Linked DNA regions of Homo sapiens: region 2 is linked to region 1. A link is a loop called in an ENCODE intact Hi-C map of the cell type or tissue named here. Cell type or tissue: pancreas. All regions are shown on one strand. Each heading gives the region's core, and the rest is flanking DNA. Links, peaks and the distances in the headings are about the cores only. Region 1 holds the start of LOC101927329 (a long non-coding RNA gene). Region 2 has its middle 160 kb from the start of RORB.

Region 1 (8,346 bases), core at 64-8,063:
AGCTGGGAGTACAGGCGCCTACCACCATGCCCGGCTAATTTTTTTGTATTTTCAGTAGAGACGAGGATTCACCGTGTTAGCCAAGATGGTCTCCATCTCCTGACCTCGCTCGTGATCCGCCTGCCTCGGCCTCCCAAAGTGCTGGGAGTACAGGCGTGAGCCACCGCGCTCGGCCGAGGTGAACATATATTTCATATGGTCTCAAAACAAAGGAATCATAGGTTTGTAAAACAAAGCAATAGTAATTTGGTGATAACACCTGGACACAAAGCGATGCTTTACTCCATCATCCTGTCATTCAACTACTTATTTATTGAGCACCTATTAAACTAGGCATGATTGGAGGAGCAGCGAAAGGGACTTTATTTAGATACAGATCTTGCTTTCAAGCATGTTAATGCTTAAGATTCCTTTAACAGGATGAAATAATATGTGTACACCAAGAGGAAGAATCCAAGGATTATTTCTTAGGAAGGGTGAGAGGGGAGTATATGTGATTAACAGAACCGGGATAGAAAAGTCAACTTTTAAGTCTGAGCCAGCCTTGAAGGATAGATGGGATTTCAGAATGTGTCTTCAGGGGGACAGGTCTTTTTTTGGAAGCAATAACAGAGGCACATTCAGAGGAGGCAGGAAGGGACAGAGTGTATGCGGGGAGGGTGAGTGCTACACAAGAAATGAAAGGCAGTTAAACAATAATATTCACCATAGTTGATATGAGCCGAGCAACGAACTTTCACAAAACAGTGCTTCTTAAAACGTCCTCTGGTGTGTACTAATAGTCAACAGGAATTTGGTAGTGTAACTAGAGAACAGTTGTGGGGTTTACATTTCTTTAAATCTGAATCTTTAAAAATATTTTACAAAGTTTGCATTTTATTCTATAATACAAGTACATTTGTTTTCATACAAAAATATCTTAAATTATTTTCAGGAAAATGCCACAGTTTTGTGTCATGGGAGTGGCCCCCATCCCTGGATGTATGTGACCTGAGTTTGAGAAGCATGGACATACATTTGCTCACATACTAATAGCAGAAAATAAGTACAGAAAAGAAGATTAATATCAGATTGTGGTTGGCCTTGAGTGAGTAGTTCTTTTTATTATTATTTTTTTGATACAGAGTCTTGCTCTGTTGCCCAGGCTGGAGTGCAGTGGTGCAATCTTGGCTCAGTATAACCTCCACTGTCCAGGTTCCAGTGATTCTCCTGCCTCAGCCTCCTGAGTAGCTGGGACTACAGGCATTTGCCACCATGCCCAGCTAGTTTTTGTATTTTTAGTAGAGACAGGGTTTTGCCATTTGGCCAAGCTGGTCTCGAGCTCCTGACTTCAGGTGATCCATTGGCCTCGGCCTCCCAAAGTGTTGGGATTACAGGCATAAGCCATCACACCCAGCCTTGAATGAGTAGTTCTAAGCTAATGCACTCGGTAGGAATTCTTTAGGAAATGAGAGATGATAGAAGGTTTTAAAGCAGGATAGGCACAAAACCCAAACTTGCTCGAGCCAGCAGGACTGACTGGCAATATTTCAATGACTGGCAATATTAGCTGGGGAAGAAGAAAGGAAAGAAGAAGACCAGTTAATAGCTACCAACACAATTCAGTGTAGTGGCAGATATAAGGTAACAGAAGATAAAAAATACAGCATGGACTCAGGATGGAACTTGAAAACTGATTTGGAAGTTGGTGGATAATGGTGAGAGAGGAACACACACTCTGGGTAACTCTAAGGCAGGTAACTGAAAGGTCCATTAAAGGAAATAGAAAATGTAAGGACCAGAGGAGCAAGTTTGAAAGTAAAAGCCCATATGTTCCACTTTAAACCATTAAATTTGAGATAGCCCAGTGCCGTTCTAGCAATCTGACATCAAGAAGCGTGAACTTTTTTTTTTCAAAATTTCCAGTTATTTCATTAAGGATGCCTGGACTTCCAAAAAATCTTAGACGTGCTTAGTAATGATGTATCCATATTTTAAATCTATTTGTGTATTTGTATAGTTTTAATCGCTTGTTACTACTAAAATGATAACTTAATCCAGATTTTTTTGTTAAGTATTAGAGACTTAGGGAATAAAATAAACTTGTTTCAATTAATAAACACAACACCTTTTCAGTATAGAGAAGCATGGTAAGAGATTAATAAAAGACTTTGAAGAATTAAATATATTTTATTAGAATTAAATTGTATGAGGGAAGTAAAATACAAATTCAAGGAGAAAAGGAAAAGGTAAAATGGGAAAGAGTAGCTTCTTAATGTCCTTTTAAAAGAGATGATGGGATATTATCACATTGTATGTATGTGGTTTCCATTGGGTACATTTAAAATTGATGGGATTTCTATTTTGAAATATATTTATGATGTACTAGAAATTGCATGCTTTTAAGCTATTTAAACTTACAATGAAAAAATTTTAAATATCAATTTAGGAAATGTTGGAGGGGATATATTGTTATTCAAATTATTTTAGGAGACTTGAGCAAAACATAATTTGAAGAGCACTGCTCCAACATACGTAATTTGGAAATTGGGAGGTTCATCTTGCAACTAGCCTTGAATCACCTCTTTGTATGCTGCTCTTCTGAATTTGTGTTTCTTCCTGTTCCTCTTCACTTTGCTTGGACAACTTAGTGAGGCAGCAGCACGGAGCTTGTGGCTGGTGGTTTCCCTTGATGCAGTATTGCTAACCCCCAAAAAGTCCCTAGATGGGGGTGGTGGTTTGGGTGAAATACTGAACATCTGCCAGGCCTCATGCTGGGTGGAAATCCTGGCTCTGTTTCGTCCTTGGTGTGTGACCTTGGGCAAGTCACCCAACTTCTCTGAGTCCTATCTGTAAACAACTAATGTGGTTATGGAAAGGTTAAGTAAAATCATGTTTACACATTACTTTGCACCATTTAGCATAAGATAACAACTCTGTATAGTTCTTTTTAACTATTAAGAGTTGTGTATAGTCTTTACATATACTACAGAACAAATAGTAGTTGTTCTCAGGGCAACTGGCACCTTCCCAAGCAGGTGAATTTAAAGAGCTTTATCACTTTTCTGTTTATCTTTTCTCTTTTAAGCAAAACGAGTCTTTCATTAAGGAAATAACTAACACAGGTAAATGACAGTAAAATGTTGAAATTGTATGTGTTATGCACTCTGCTTTCCAGCAGCCTTTAAACATCTTTTCTATCACTGGAGTATTGCTCTATTTGTGTGCCCTAAGGTAGCGTGTGCTGGTAGGACACACTGTGGTTCTATAAATCAGATGCATTTACCCAGGACTTGGGTTAGGAGGTGAGGAATGTCAATCTATTCTCCAGGTGAGGGTTCAGTAGAGCCATAAAGTGTTCTTGGACAGTTTCAAGTCTGTGGTACAGAAGAGGTCCTGGTGCTGGTGACCATGGTGATGGGAGGAGAGTCATGTTCCTGGTGGCTTTGCCAACTGTAGCACCTAGCTCATGGTGGCAGAAGTAGCAGATGACCCATAAAACTACTTTTGGACAATTTATATATCTTTCCAGAAAGCATGGCACCTGATTTGGAATCTCAGCCTTCTCAGATCTTCTGTGAGCCTCTAATATCTTTTCAACAAACTTCTTTTTCGGCTTCACCAGTCTACTACTTCCTGGAATGAAACAAATATACAATAGGTGATTTTAACAGTGCAGGTTTTGAAAGAAACAAGTACCTATGGTCTAATATTAGGCACAGCCTAATCTAATCTCGATCATCCTCAGACTATTTTGGACTCTCCTTGTATGATACCACACCTTACACAGATAGTGCTATCTCATTGGTGCCTGCAAACCTCCAGGCTTTGTGCTGTACAAGCAACTATATTCTTCTGGTCTTTTAATTTGGAAGTTCTCAAACTTTTATCTGTTGTCAACACAGTGGACGAATATGAAATCATACCTGTCACGGTGAGAGGTGACAGCATGCTGGCAGCCCTGGCAGCCCTTGCTCGCTCTCGGCGCCTCCTCGGCCTTGGCGCCCACTCTGGCCACACTTGAGGAGCCCTTCGGCCGGCTGCTGCACTGTGGGAGCCTCTTTCTGGGCTGGCCGAGGGCGGAGCCGGCTCCCTCAGCTTGAGGGGAGGTGTGGAGGGAGAGGCACGGGCAGGAACCGGGGCTGCGCGAAGTGCTTGCAGGCCAGCGCGAGTTCCGGGTGGGCTAGGGCTCGGCGGGCCCTGCACTCGGAGGGGCCGGCTGGCCCTGCCGGCCCAGGCAGTGAGGGGCTTGGCACCCGGGCTGGCGGCTGCAGAGGGTGCCCCGAATCCCCCAGCAGTGCGGGCCCACTTGTGATGCGCTGGGCCTTAGCTGCCTCCCGACGGGGCAGGGCTCAGGGCCTGGGGCCCGCCATGCCTGAGCCTCCCCGGCCAGCCATGGGCTCCTGCACCACACGAACCTCCCCCACGAGTGCAGCTCCCTGCTCCACAGCACCCGGTCCTATCGACCGCCCTGGGGGCAGAGGAGTGCCCTGGGCGCAGGGCATGGGACTGGCAGGCAGCTCCGCATGGGCCCCCGTGCGGGATCCACTGGGTGAAGCCAGCTGGGCTCCTCAGTGTAGGGGGGGACTTGGAGAACCTTTATGTCTAGCTAAGGGATTGTAAATACAGCAGTCAGAACTCTGTGTCTAGCTCAAGGTTTGTAAATGCACCAATCAGCGCTCTGTGTCTAGCTGACCTGGTGGGGGCTTGGGGAATCTTTGTGTCTAGCTAAGGGATTGTGAATACACCAATTGGCACTCTGTGTCTAACTCCAGGTTTATATATGCACCAATCAGCACTCTGTGTCTAGCTCAGGGTTTGTAAATACACCAATCAGTACTCTGTATCTAGCTAATCTAGTGGGGACTTGGAGAACTTTTGTGTCTAGCTCAGGGATTGTAAACACACCAATCAGCACCCTGTCAAAACAGACCAATCAGCTCTCTGTAAAATGGACCAACCAGGTCTCTGTAAAATGGACCAATCAGCAGGATGTGGGTGGGGCCAGATAAGGGAATAAAAGGCTGCCCAAGCCAGAAGGGGAAACCTGTTCCGGTTCCTTTCCACATTGTGGAAACTTTGTTCTTTAGGTCTTTGCAATAAATCTTGCTGCTGCTCACTCTTTGGGGCTGCACTACCGTTATAAGCTGTAACACTCCCTGCAAAGGTCTGCAGCTTCACTCCTGAGGCCAGCAAGACCATGAACCCACAGGGAGGAATAAACAACTCTGCAAGGGAGGAACGAACAACTCCAGCTGCACCGCCTTAAGAATTGTAACACTCACCGCGAGGGTCTGCAGCTGCTTTCTTGAAGTCGGTGAGACCAAGAACCCACCAATTCCAGACATAATAGCAGTGGGGTGCTGTGGGAGTAGGGGTGAACTGGAGACACTACAAACTGGAGAAGCTGGAATAAGGAAGAACATTTATTGGGTGAATGTAATTTGAAAAATTGCAGAGCAAAAGCTGATTTACCAATGTTTACCCCTAACACTGTCTACCACACCCAAACAGTACTAATCTAGACTTGATATTTGTTTTATAAAATCAGATCATAATGACAGGTCTTAAATAGTAGTAAATAATATTTGTATTCTCCTTTTTATAGGTGTATGTAGAAAAGGAAGGACAATATCTCAGGAAGGTGAGCTCCTGAGAGGGACTTTGTCCTATAATCCATCCATCCCTGGAAAATACATGAAATAAGACTTGGAGATAAAGGCTGAATGCAACAGTAAGCCGGTATAAAAGTTATGTTCTGGGAGGCAATGCTACGAGTTACAGAGGAGCACTTTATTTATTTGTGTATATTTATTTTTAATTGGTGTGATATTTAGAGTAGTCAATCATTTTGACCCCTCTTAACTACTTATTGATCAGAATATTGCTAATTCCGCATGGTGCATATACTTTTTAAAAAAGACTTATTCAATTACAGTGATGAATGTAATTTATTTGTCTTTAAATTTGCTCTGATATTAATTAATGAAAAAATGCATTACAGCCTCTTTGTAAAAGATGAGGGCAAGGTAAACAAGGCATGCTGTCTCTGAGGGCTTCAGATTTTATCTCTAATACTCAAGATGATAAACTTAGATATTACATTAGCTTTAGATATGTTAGTAATCAAGTGTGGCCAGATAGCTGTCTCCTGATTACGTATCTGAGAAGATAAATATGGTATTTATGCCAATCAAAGTCAACTTCAATTCACTTTTTGACGAGTTCCAAGCTTAACAGAGTGTTCTGCAAACAGAAGCAGCTTAAGAGATCAGCTGAAAATGAAAAAATTATTTATCCCTCAGCCATCTTAAGGCTAAAGATAAACAGTCCCTCGATATATTCCTTAAATGTGAGAAAAGCTGCAAAAACTTAGCAGGTTTACTGATATGGCATAACTTATGTAGGAATTGTCTGGTCTATGAAAAGGTGTTTTTTTAAATTGTGAAAACAATGTCACAACATTACAAAAAATTGGGCAAATACAAGGGAAGATATCAATCATAATTTCAACACTCAAACATTAAAATGCAATATTTTTGATATTCGTGGGCTCTCTTCCTTTTGTTTTTCATCCAAACGATCTTCCATTATTGCAATCACAATGTACTCATAAAAACTTTGTTCCTTCTTACTAAAGTTAGCTGAAGAAGGATTTTTATGTGTTGCGATATGGACTTACAATTATCCATTTTAAAAATTGCATAGTTTTCAATCAGGTAGATGCACTGTAATTTAACATTCTCTTAACTGTGGACATCTCATTTACTTTTAATTTTTTGCATAAAAGAGTTTCCAATGAATGTCTTATGATAATCGCGTTTTCCATTTTGGGGGGAATTTCTTTAAGATAATTCCTGGATTACATAATGACATTGTCTAAAATTTGGTGGCTTTGGTAAGACCAATTACAAGGGGGTGTTAGAGACTAAAAGCCAGTTTTCAATGGGTTGAAGGGTGAGTGGGGGTGAAGTCCTAGAACATTTTTCTCCTGACTGTAGAAAATATTTTCAACAAAATAATTGAAGCTATAGGAACAGGAAAGAATGATTAAATGAAGGAGGTCCTGAAAAGGCAGGAGGGGTCCAGAATTGTTGAATGCCCATGGAAAGTTAACAGTAGGAAAAGGAACATCTCCCCCTTTAAGTGAGGGAAATCACAATTGTAGATATGGATGCAAGTTAGCCTGTTGGTTTAGTGACAAGAAGTTGAAGGAGTTGCAGGGGTCATTTGCCTGGAGGAGAACAGAGAATATCTACAATGGTCATTATTAAGAGTGAAAGAAAATGGACTAATGATAATAATAGCTTGAAATTTCTCTTGTGTACTCCATGTGATTGCAAGTGTGCTGAGTGCTTTTTATGAATTGTCCCATAATAGTTGTGTCATTTTCCACCAATTCTTAATGGCACTAGGATAGGCAGGGTGAAGAATTTACTCAAGTATGAGTTTTTGCGAGGTTAGTGCCATGGAAGAGCAATGCTAAAAGGCAATTAAGAATCTTGGCATGAGAGATGGGTGGGATCATCCTTCTCATGTAGATGGTAGAGGGTATAGAAGAGCATGCACTGTTGAATATTTTATGCAGAAATAAGGACAAATGTGTGCCACTGCATTGGCTGAATAAACCATAAATAAAAGGACAATTCGGGGGGCCAAATCTTTTGTATTACTGGAAGAAATCTGACTCTGATATTACTGGCTTATTTCCCCACTAGCTGGGCATGTCCTCTATTTCTGCACAGAGCGCCAATGACATACAGGTAGAAAGCACAGTGGAAAAATAGAGTTTAAACATCTTGAGTGGTCCTAATAATAAGAGGAGTCATGTATTGTCATTAACATCATCCTGGAGAGGCATACAGCACAGGCTTCAGGGCCAGCCTGCTTGAGTTAGATCTAGGCTCTGCTACTTACCAGCTGTTAACTTTCAGTTAGTGTTTCTATGCCTCAGTTCTTTCACCTGTAAAAAGGGTATGATAATGGTATATGCCTCATAAGATTGTTTTGAGGATTATAAAATCAAAACCTATAAAGCACTTACAGAAGCTAAGTTTAGAGTAGCTGCCATCAGGTTTATTATTAAAATAACAGCTACCACTTGTTGAGGCTGTAAGTACTAATGATATGCTAAAGACTTTATTACTTTAGTTCATCTAATTCTCACGAAAACTTCCTGAGATAAGACTATTTTCTCCATTTTACAGATGAAGGAACTGAAGCTTAAAGAAATTAAATCACTCACTTTATGCCATTCCAACTTATAAATGACAGAGCTTGGATTCAAATCCAACACTGTTTGAACCCAACGTGTTAGGCAACTTTCTTGAGCTGGTGAAATTTCAGTGTGTGTGTGTGTGAGACTTG
Region 2 (8,346 bases), core at 238-8,237, 58 kb before region 1:
GAGATCTTTCCTTTCTTTCTTGTTCTAAGGCCTTTTTAATAAACTTCCATTCCTGCTCTGGAACTTGCCTGGGTCTCTTTTTCCGCTCTATGCTCCTCAGTCGAATTCTTTCTTCTGAGTAGGCAAGAGCTGAAGTTGCTGCAGTCATGTACAGATTCGCTGCCTGTAACTCAGGGTAACTCAGATCTCTTCCACCGCTAACAGGTTCAGGTCTGAGGACTTCATTTCTGTGATTGCCATCTTCAGTTACCGTTGCTTAAGCTGAACCTACAACCTTAATTTTTTGTTGGCAACTGACATGGCCTTCTAACTCCTATGCAAAGTTTTTGTGTCATTTGTTGTTACATCTTTTCTTGTTTGGACAAAATTTATCTAGCTGAGATTATGACTACTTAAAAAAGCATTTTGTACTGTTGTCAATTTTGGAGCCATAAGGCTCAATAGAGAAGAACAATCACTTTCATGCCTGGAGACATCCCTTGAGGCATTTTACTTCTCAAGGACCAACCCTTAGGGAATATTGGGCCAAGTGAAGTATTCCCAAGAGAAAGAGGGCTCAAAGCAGCCAACTGTAATCTTCATGTATTTGTCAGCTTAGCTTTCTCAATGAAGACTGCTTTTTGAAATCTTACTCTTTCCTTTCTGGTTGCATCTTCTTTCCATCCCCTCTGATTTTTATGGGGCGCCTTCAGTCTGTGCAGCACTTCCTGCCCTTGCCATATTAAGAGACTTTTAAAGTCCCTCTGTTTCTGATTTGAATTACACACAAGTGTTTTGTAGTAACTGGTGCTTATTTTGGCCCTTTGTATAAGTAATTGAACATCCATTAACAGAAGATAATTGGTTGACAGTTTCATTATTCTTGGAATAAATGGAAAGTCTGTGGACTGAGATTGAAGAGGCAAAAAATAGTCTTGGAGATGCAGAGGGTAGATTTATAGAATATATTTCTATATTTAAGTGTTAATGCCACACTTAAATAGATGAAGCACATATTTTTTTCATGTTTTGATCCATATTTTTTACCTTAACTAAAGTGCTTCAAATGACATAAAAATATATGAATGGATGGAGCACCAGAAACCAAAGGTAAAAAATTCATTTTTAAAGTAGAAGTTCTTATCAAGTGAGTGAGATAACACATCTGAGGTAACTGGATAAAAATAAAAGTTATTGGTCAATGAATTGTTTCATCAGCATAACATCAAACTATAGTGTGATAGATTCCCCCCCACTCTTCAGCCAAGTTGATTGCTTAAATTGTAATGTGCTGCTAAAATGATTTTGTTAATTCCATGTGAATCTTCCACATATATAGGGGGTTATGAGTATATCTCCTGATTTTCTTTTGTGGGTGAACTCACCAGGTAGCATTGGTGAAAAACTAGAAAACCTCAGGTATGATTCACCAGCTGAAATTTTAATTGATGATATTGCCAGTATTTGTAGTAAGTTTTGCAAAATGGCAGGTTTAGGGTAACTGAAAGAGTTTATTGATGATTACAACTTAGCCCAGCTAAATTTGATAATGATATTTCACACCTATCCCAAGTAAAGAGGTGAACACTTACATAATGAAGATCACACTGTTAGTCAGTGTAGCCCTAGCCGCAACCCAATGTCTACATCAATAGAAGTATTATATATGACCCATCAGAGTTAGTAGAAGACATGCAATTCATGCAACTGATAATTCCTTCTTAACCACTCAATAAATTATTGTTCTATTAGATGTGAAAGATTTAGAACTTGGGCTCAAACTTGGACACTTGACTATCTCAAGAACCAGTCTGCCATGCTTACATTCTAATTTCCCTTTCCCTTGAACTTCAGTGATTCAAATGGAAGGCATTGTTTTGTTTGAAACAGCCGTTGATGGGTTTTTAGAGGAAAAGTGTCTAATTACTGGCAGCAAAATCCCTCTAGCTCTCCTCTATTTTTTTTTTTTTTTTGAGATGGAGTCTTGCTCTGTTGCCCAGGCTGGAGCACAGTGCCACAATCTTGGCTCACTGCAGTCTCCACCTCCCGGATTCAAACAATTCTCCTGCTTCAGCCTCCCAGGTAGCTAGGATTATGGGTGTGCACCACCACACCCGGCTACTTTTTGTACTTTTAGTAGAGAATGGGTTTTGCAATGATGGCCAGACTGGTCTCAAACTCCTGACCTCAGGTAACCTGCTCACCTCGGCCTCCTGAAGTGCTGGGATTACAGGCATGAGCCACAGTGCCTGGTGCTCTATTTTTGAAAGATAAATGAGGAGACTGTAGATGTTTAACGAAGTTCAATTATGTTTCCTTTTAGTTCTTGCTATTGAAGTTGATTTATATGTAACCACAGTGAATTGTTTATATCCACAATCAGTTTTCTTCTTGTAAGTGTGAGAGATCACAGTGGCATTTATACCTGCTAACCATAAGCTTTCATTAAGATGATTGATTGCTTGCATTGATTTGTTTGATATGTGGGCATTCCTGTGGTATGAATTTTCACTTTAAAATGTACACAGTTCATCATTTGGGCTCTTCTCTTGCATTGCTGTTAATGGGATTTTAAACATGCATTCTTCCAAGAGCCTTCCCTTGATTAGGTAAACATTTATTATCATTGAAGGAGTAAGATAGGAATCATTGAATGTTTTTCCGGATTTTGGGGGGGTACTTAATGAACATTATTATTCTTAACATTTAGATGTTTCTTCTACTTGATATCAGTGATTGCCAGTTTCTTCAGACCCCTATAACGAGAATTGGAAGCAGATTTATAATCAAAGGGATGTTCAACTTGTAACACTAAAAGGAGTAGAAACAACTCACACTAGTTCTTTTAATTGCTGGATGACATTTTAAAACTCCTTTTGAACTGTGATTCTGTGGAGTCACTGTACTAAGTGAATTGCTGCTTATTAGAAAATCTGACTCAGGAAAAAAATACATGCATACACACATATGAATATATACAATTTATATATATATAATATATACATATATAATATATGTATATATATAATATGGGTGATTTGGTACACAGGGAGAGAGGAATATTGTCAGCCAGATACACTTATTGAAAGTTCTAGAGAAAAAGTTTTGGTAAATAAGGTTCCCACCGCCTAGTACAAATTTCTAGCATCCGTAATTTGGAAGCAAATGACACTTACACACTTACAGTAACTTGTACTGTATCCTTCAAAAGATATGTCCATGTCTTAATTTAAGTACCTGTGACTATGACTTTATTTGGGACACAGGGCTGTTGCAGATATAATTCAATTAAGGATCCAGAGATGAGTTCATTCTGGATTTAGGAATGGACCTGAATCCAATGATTGTTGTCCTTATAAGAGAGGAGATGGAGATTTGACACACACTGGGACAAAGGCAATGTGTAGATGGAGGCAGAGATTGAGTTACACTGCCACAGCCAGGAGGCTTGGAGTGAGGAGCCAAAATGCCCACTACCAGAAGCTGGAAGAGGCAAGGAAAAATTTTGCCCTAGAGCCTTCCAAGGAAGCATTATTCTACACCTTGATTTTGGACTCCTGGCTCCCGTAACTGAGAGAGAATAAATTTCTGTGTGATAAGCCACCACATTTGTGGTAATTTGTTGTAGCAGCCTTGAGAAATTAATAAAATATACATACTGTCATCCACACGAAGGGCTCCCCCTAGATTTGTGCCACTTGGGACCTGCATGATTAGATAGCCCAGATCTTCATGTTTATAACACATGCAGTTATCCATTGCAAGATTTACTCCCCGGTGTTGATAGTTGTGACATCTGATTCATGGAATTTCTGTATTGTACTTTGAATTACTTGTTTTTTAATCTCAGTCAAGAAATTATATGTTCCTATAAAGCTTTCCTACTTAAATTTCAATCAAGATACTCTTGTGGACTTGGACACTTTACCTAGATTACTTAATAAGCACACTTTATATTCTCTACGGTTATCCCTTTGGCTTTTGTAAAATGCTTACAAATTTAGCACTTTATATGATCATATTTTTTATTGTTCTGCACACAAAATGTTTATGCAGTAATAAAATTGGAAAATAAACAGGTTAAGCCTCCTGCCCTTAGACTAAAAATGACAGGGACTCAGGAAGGAAACTCTCCTTTCTCAGAACTATTATTGTATTTATTGTCAGTATACTCAGATAAGCACTTGGCTATACAAAGATGGGCTTCATCTCAAATCATTTCTTAGGCATAAATCTTATCTTCTCAACTATTGGCGCCAGCTTTCTGAAAGCATCAATTGCCTTAAACCCTTCACGTGACCATCACCTCTCCAGGGATGTCTCTGATATAGTTGCTTGATAAATGCTAATCTGGCTAAATTGATGTGTGGGCTTCTGAGTCACACTTCAGCATTTTAGATCATTTCCAGAAATTTCTACAGGATGTGAGAATGTATGATGATGAAAAAATCATCAAACTCCTCCTTCTGACATCTATTACTTAATTGGCTGTCAAGTTTAGAAGAAAAGAACTTTAATATTATATGGAGAAAAGATTTTACAAACTGTAATCAATTGTTTAGGAGTCTAAAACCTCAAGAAGAAATACACATAACATATTCCTAGAGGAAGGTAACTTTGGAAGCTAAATTTGTGACAAGTTTTTTTGGGGAAGATAGGAAAGAAATTAGATGTATGGTTACAAATAGTTCTGTAGATTGAAAATTAGGCAGCTCTTTCAATTGGCAGGAGTGAAGGGGATGGGTAACTTTAGTCCAGTGCAGAAGAAAAAAAAGCATGGACTGGTCACTCTGTATTGAACTTGAGTATTTCTTATTTTAATTGACAACATTCACGTCTCTGAGCTTCTCATTTAGACTTTGATAAAATCAACTTGCAGAGGCAGATGGCAGGCTGTTATTTTTAATTCACAAGCCATGTTAAATGTATGCCATATGTTATAGAACTTTTCAGGCTCAGCCTTTTGAGTGCTACCACAATAAACTCACCAACTTACAGAAAAGGAAATCTGACAGGAAGAATTATGCACTTGCGGGTTACATTTTTGAAACCGAAGTCAGTTACTTGTCTCTTTGCCTGATTTAAGGAGGGGGTGGGTGAGGAAGAAAAACCTCTCAGCAAAATGAGAAGCCACACATTGAAATGGTAATATCTGTGTAAAAGAGAAGTGGGATTAGAGTGTCTGATTGTTGCTTTGTACTGAGAAGTGATATGTCATATCAACAGTATGACACCTCTGAAGAATATATAAGGCAGCCCGATATAATCCATAAAGAGACTCAAACATGAGTTCTAATTTGTATACTGCCAATGACCTTCAGCAGGGGCCTCTCTGGCCTTCAGTAGTACATACGTCAAATAAAAAAGAAGTTGAATTAGGTAATCCCTAAAACCTCTTCCCAAATTTACATAGAATTTACATTTGGATTTTACATACTACAAATCACAACCCATACTCCTGACTGCTTATGGTTAATTACTGCCATTTTTATAGGTGCCATATTATACATAATTGTTTCTTTTTTGAGCAATTCTCCACTTGACAAGACTTCTTCAGTTGCTATTAGTGAAGGTCACCATGGTCAACAAATGTACTGTTGAGTTACTTTCATGAAATCTATTTATTTATTCATCATATGTCTGTGATCTTTGTCTGCAAGAGGTTTAATATCTGAGACGTTATACTGGTAATAGACATACAAGCAAAGCTTTTGAGCACCTGCCTCTGCTCCCCTGGAGACAAGTCAGTTTCTGGAGACATGATTCTACAGATCAGGATTACTAGTTTCTAGTGATAAGGATTTAAGAAACATTTATCCACTGATGAGAACTTTTGCCAGTGTTTACTTATTGCACTATTTAATATGAATATCAGTATTCATATTAAATTGTCTGTTAAAATGAGTTTTTATGAACGTCTTAGTTTCCTTTTGGATTCCTTAAGTAGAATAGGAAATGCCTCCTGCTGCATGAGCAAGAAATGTAAGGGAATTGTTAGATGACGCCAGACATATCTGAACTAGTTGTCTGGGGTCTAGGGGTAAAGAAAGGGGGAAGCTCTACAAGAAAAATGCAAAGGAAGGCTATGGCTCTCACAGAATAATTTATGTGCTGCTCTTGTTTCCTTCTCATGGGATCCTCATCCTTTTAGTGCTCTGTTCTTATCTGGGAGTCCTGAGTGTGACACTCGTGTTCAGCCAGAAGCACAAGACGTAAGTGAGGGCTTACCTGGTGTGTCTTGAGTGGGGTGGAGGCAGGTAGCAGAGATCTGAAATTCATTCATAAAGTATTCATATCTTTGAATTAAATTGTGTCCTTTATTAAAGGTGAGGACTGCACAGGAAGTACACCTTTTTCATAACTCAGAGTCACCTTTGTATAACCCTCAGGCTTTATTCTTATTGTCACTTCCTAGTTTCTATTTCAATATGGTAAATGAACATAGCAGCTCCTTGAGATGATTTTCTTTCTCCTACCTGGTTTTCCTTTTGCCACCACAAACAACATTGCAAGAGAGCCTTCCCTTACTCCTACGCTCCTACTTGCACTTACACCCTCCACTTCTCTCTCTCTTCTTTCACACTCCTATACATATGCACACACACACTTATATGCAAAGATGTGTTAGGCATCTAGTTTTGCTGTTACCATTGTTCCCTGCCACTGCACAAAATGCTGTTCTTTAAGCACACTATTTTCAGAGTCATCTCTTTATGTGTTTGTCTTTCCCACTTCCTGAGCCGGTACTCCTTGAGGACAGGGGCTCTGTCCTATTTATCTTTATATTCCTAAAATGTTGCTGGATCTCGTACATAGAAAGGACCCAGTTAGGTGTTTATTGAGTCAAAAGGATAAACTGAGTAAAAAAGTTCAGTAAAGTACGAATTAACAAACAGCCTATCTGGTTAGGTCGAGAACTTCCTTGATTTCTAGGTCATTTATTTATTTGGTCATTCATTAGGCAATATTTTCATTAATGATTTCACAGAAGAGGTTGATAACACCAGAACTCACTGCTTGCCCTATGGAGTTTGTTGTTTGTTTATGTATGTGTGCATGTAAACCTGCACATGTACATTTAGAATGAGAACAGCTATTAAACTGAAAATTATTTGTTTTACAATGTTGGTTTAATCATTTCCACTAATCTTTTTGTTGCCTTCAAAGTTTTTGGAACATTTTTATATATAGATATCTGGTCAAAGTGTGCTGCACTGCCAACTGCAGTTGAGATTTGAGAGTCCAGAATAGACGGACCAGATGGGCAGCTTCCCTCACAGTAGAGTTTCCCAAAGTGCATTCAGCAGAATACTTGTTTCGAGGGGTGTTAAATGGGATGTTACTAGGTGTTATGAGAAAAGAAACAGAGATAGAGATAAAAGCAGAGCGTGAGATTTACATACTCATATCATATACATATATGAGAAACATTTGAATTAAATGAAGTTAAACAGATTTATTCCTTCAAGATTTTTCAGAACCTTTAATTCACCAACATACTTTGAAAAGGAATAAGAAACAAATTAATTTGATCATTTCTCCGATTTATTTTCTAGAAAACTTCTAATTTGTAAAGCATACCCATGGACTGTTGGTCTTATAAGACCATAGGAAATTGCTGGATTATTAAATGATTATTGAATTGTGCACTCCTGATTGGGCCACACTTTGTGAATTCATAGGTTCCTGTGGGTATGGTGTATATCTGAGATCTCTGCTTGTCCTGAGGTCTGATATACATGTGTTTCTAATTTTTCTCTATGTTATTTGACATCTGGCTTCTGGCCACAGTAGTAATGTTTCCCACTCATTCTCTTGGTTTCCTTCCTTTTTTCAGGCAGTGTTCAATTAGGCAATCAGAAACATCTCAAGATATTTTAAGCAGAGATTTGATTCAGGGAATTGTGTAAAAGGTATTGGAAAGTCGGAAAGCAAATAGGAGAAGGTAGAGAGGGACTGGAACAACCAAAGGACATTTTTGGTTTTGTTTTCTAAATTCATGTTCTTAAAGCTGCTAAGCTAGAGTCACCTTGCTCCTCATACTGAGTTGCTGGAGGTGCTGCTGCTGCCTCTGCTGTAATTGGAACCACACTGATGCCACTGAGTTGGACTCATCCAGGAGGTTGGAGTCTCACTGATGCTGCTGAAATGGCCACCCACGCAGCTAGAGCTCAGTTACCTATAGTTGCCTTCAGTTGCCTGTGGCTGGTACTGTCAATGAGTTGGCCAAAAGGAAAAATAAATGTCATCTCCCTTCTCCCTTATTTCCAACCTTCTGCTATTGTCTCCCATTGAAAGAACTCATTAGGAGGTCAATTGGCAAGGGGGTTTTACAAATGTGGCATGCAAGCCTCCAGCCCTGGTGTA

The links. Peaks named below come from ENCODE experiments on the same cell type or tissue, not always from the same donor. Only the 100,000 strongest peaks of a DNase experiment are listed, where the experiment ranks them.
Region 2: it touches region 1 in a loop (4-fold over the local background); 2 of 110 quality-filtered maps call a loop at or near these places.

Annotation. Positions count from the first base shown.
Region 1 is chr9:74,272,063-74,280,408 of GRCh38, reverse strand. LOC101927329 (a long non-coding RNA gene) reads left to right here and starts at 5,023. Exons shown (of 5, transcript XR_242624.4): 1 at 5,023-5,296; 2 at 5,588-5,623. In pancreas, for the core only: no CTCF peak of the experiment used is centred there; DNase peaks (open chromatin) are centred at 4,258 and 4,388.
Region 2 is chr9:74,330,424-74,338,769 of GRCh38, reverse strand. No RefSeq gene overlaps it. Among named protein-coding and RNA genes, the nearest start is that of RORB, 160 kb to the left of the region's middle. In pancreas, for the core only: no CTCF peak of the experiment used is centred there; no DNase peak of the experiment used is centred there.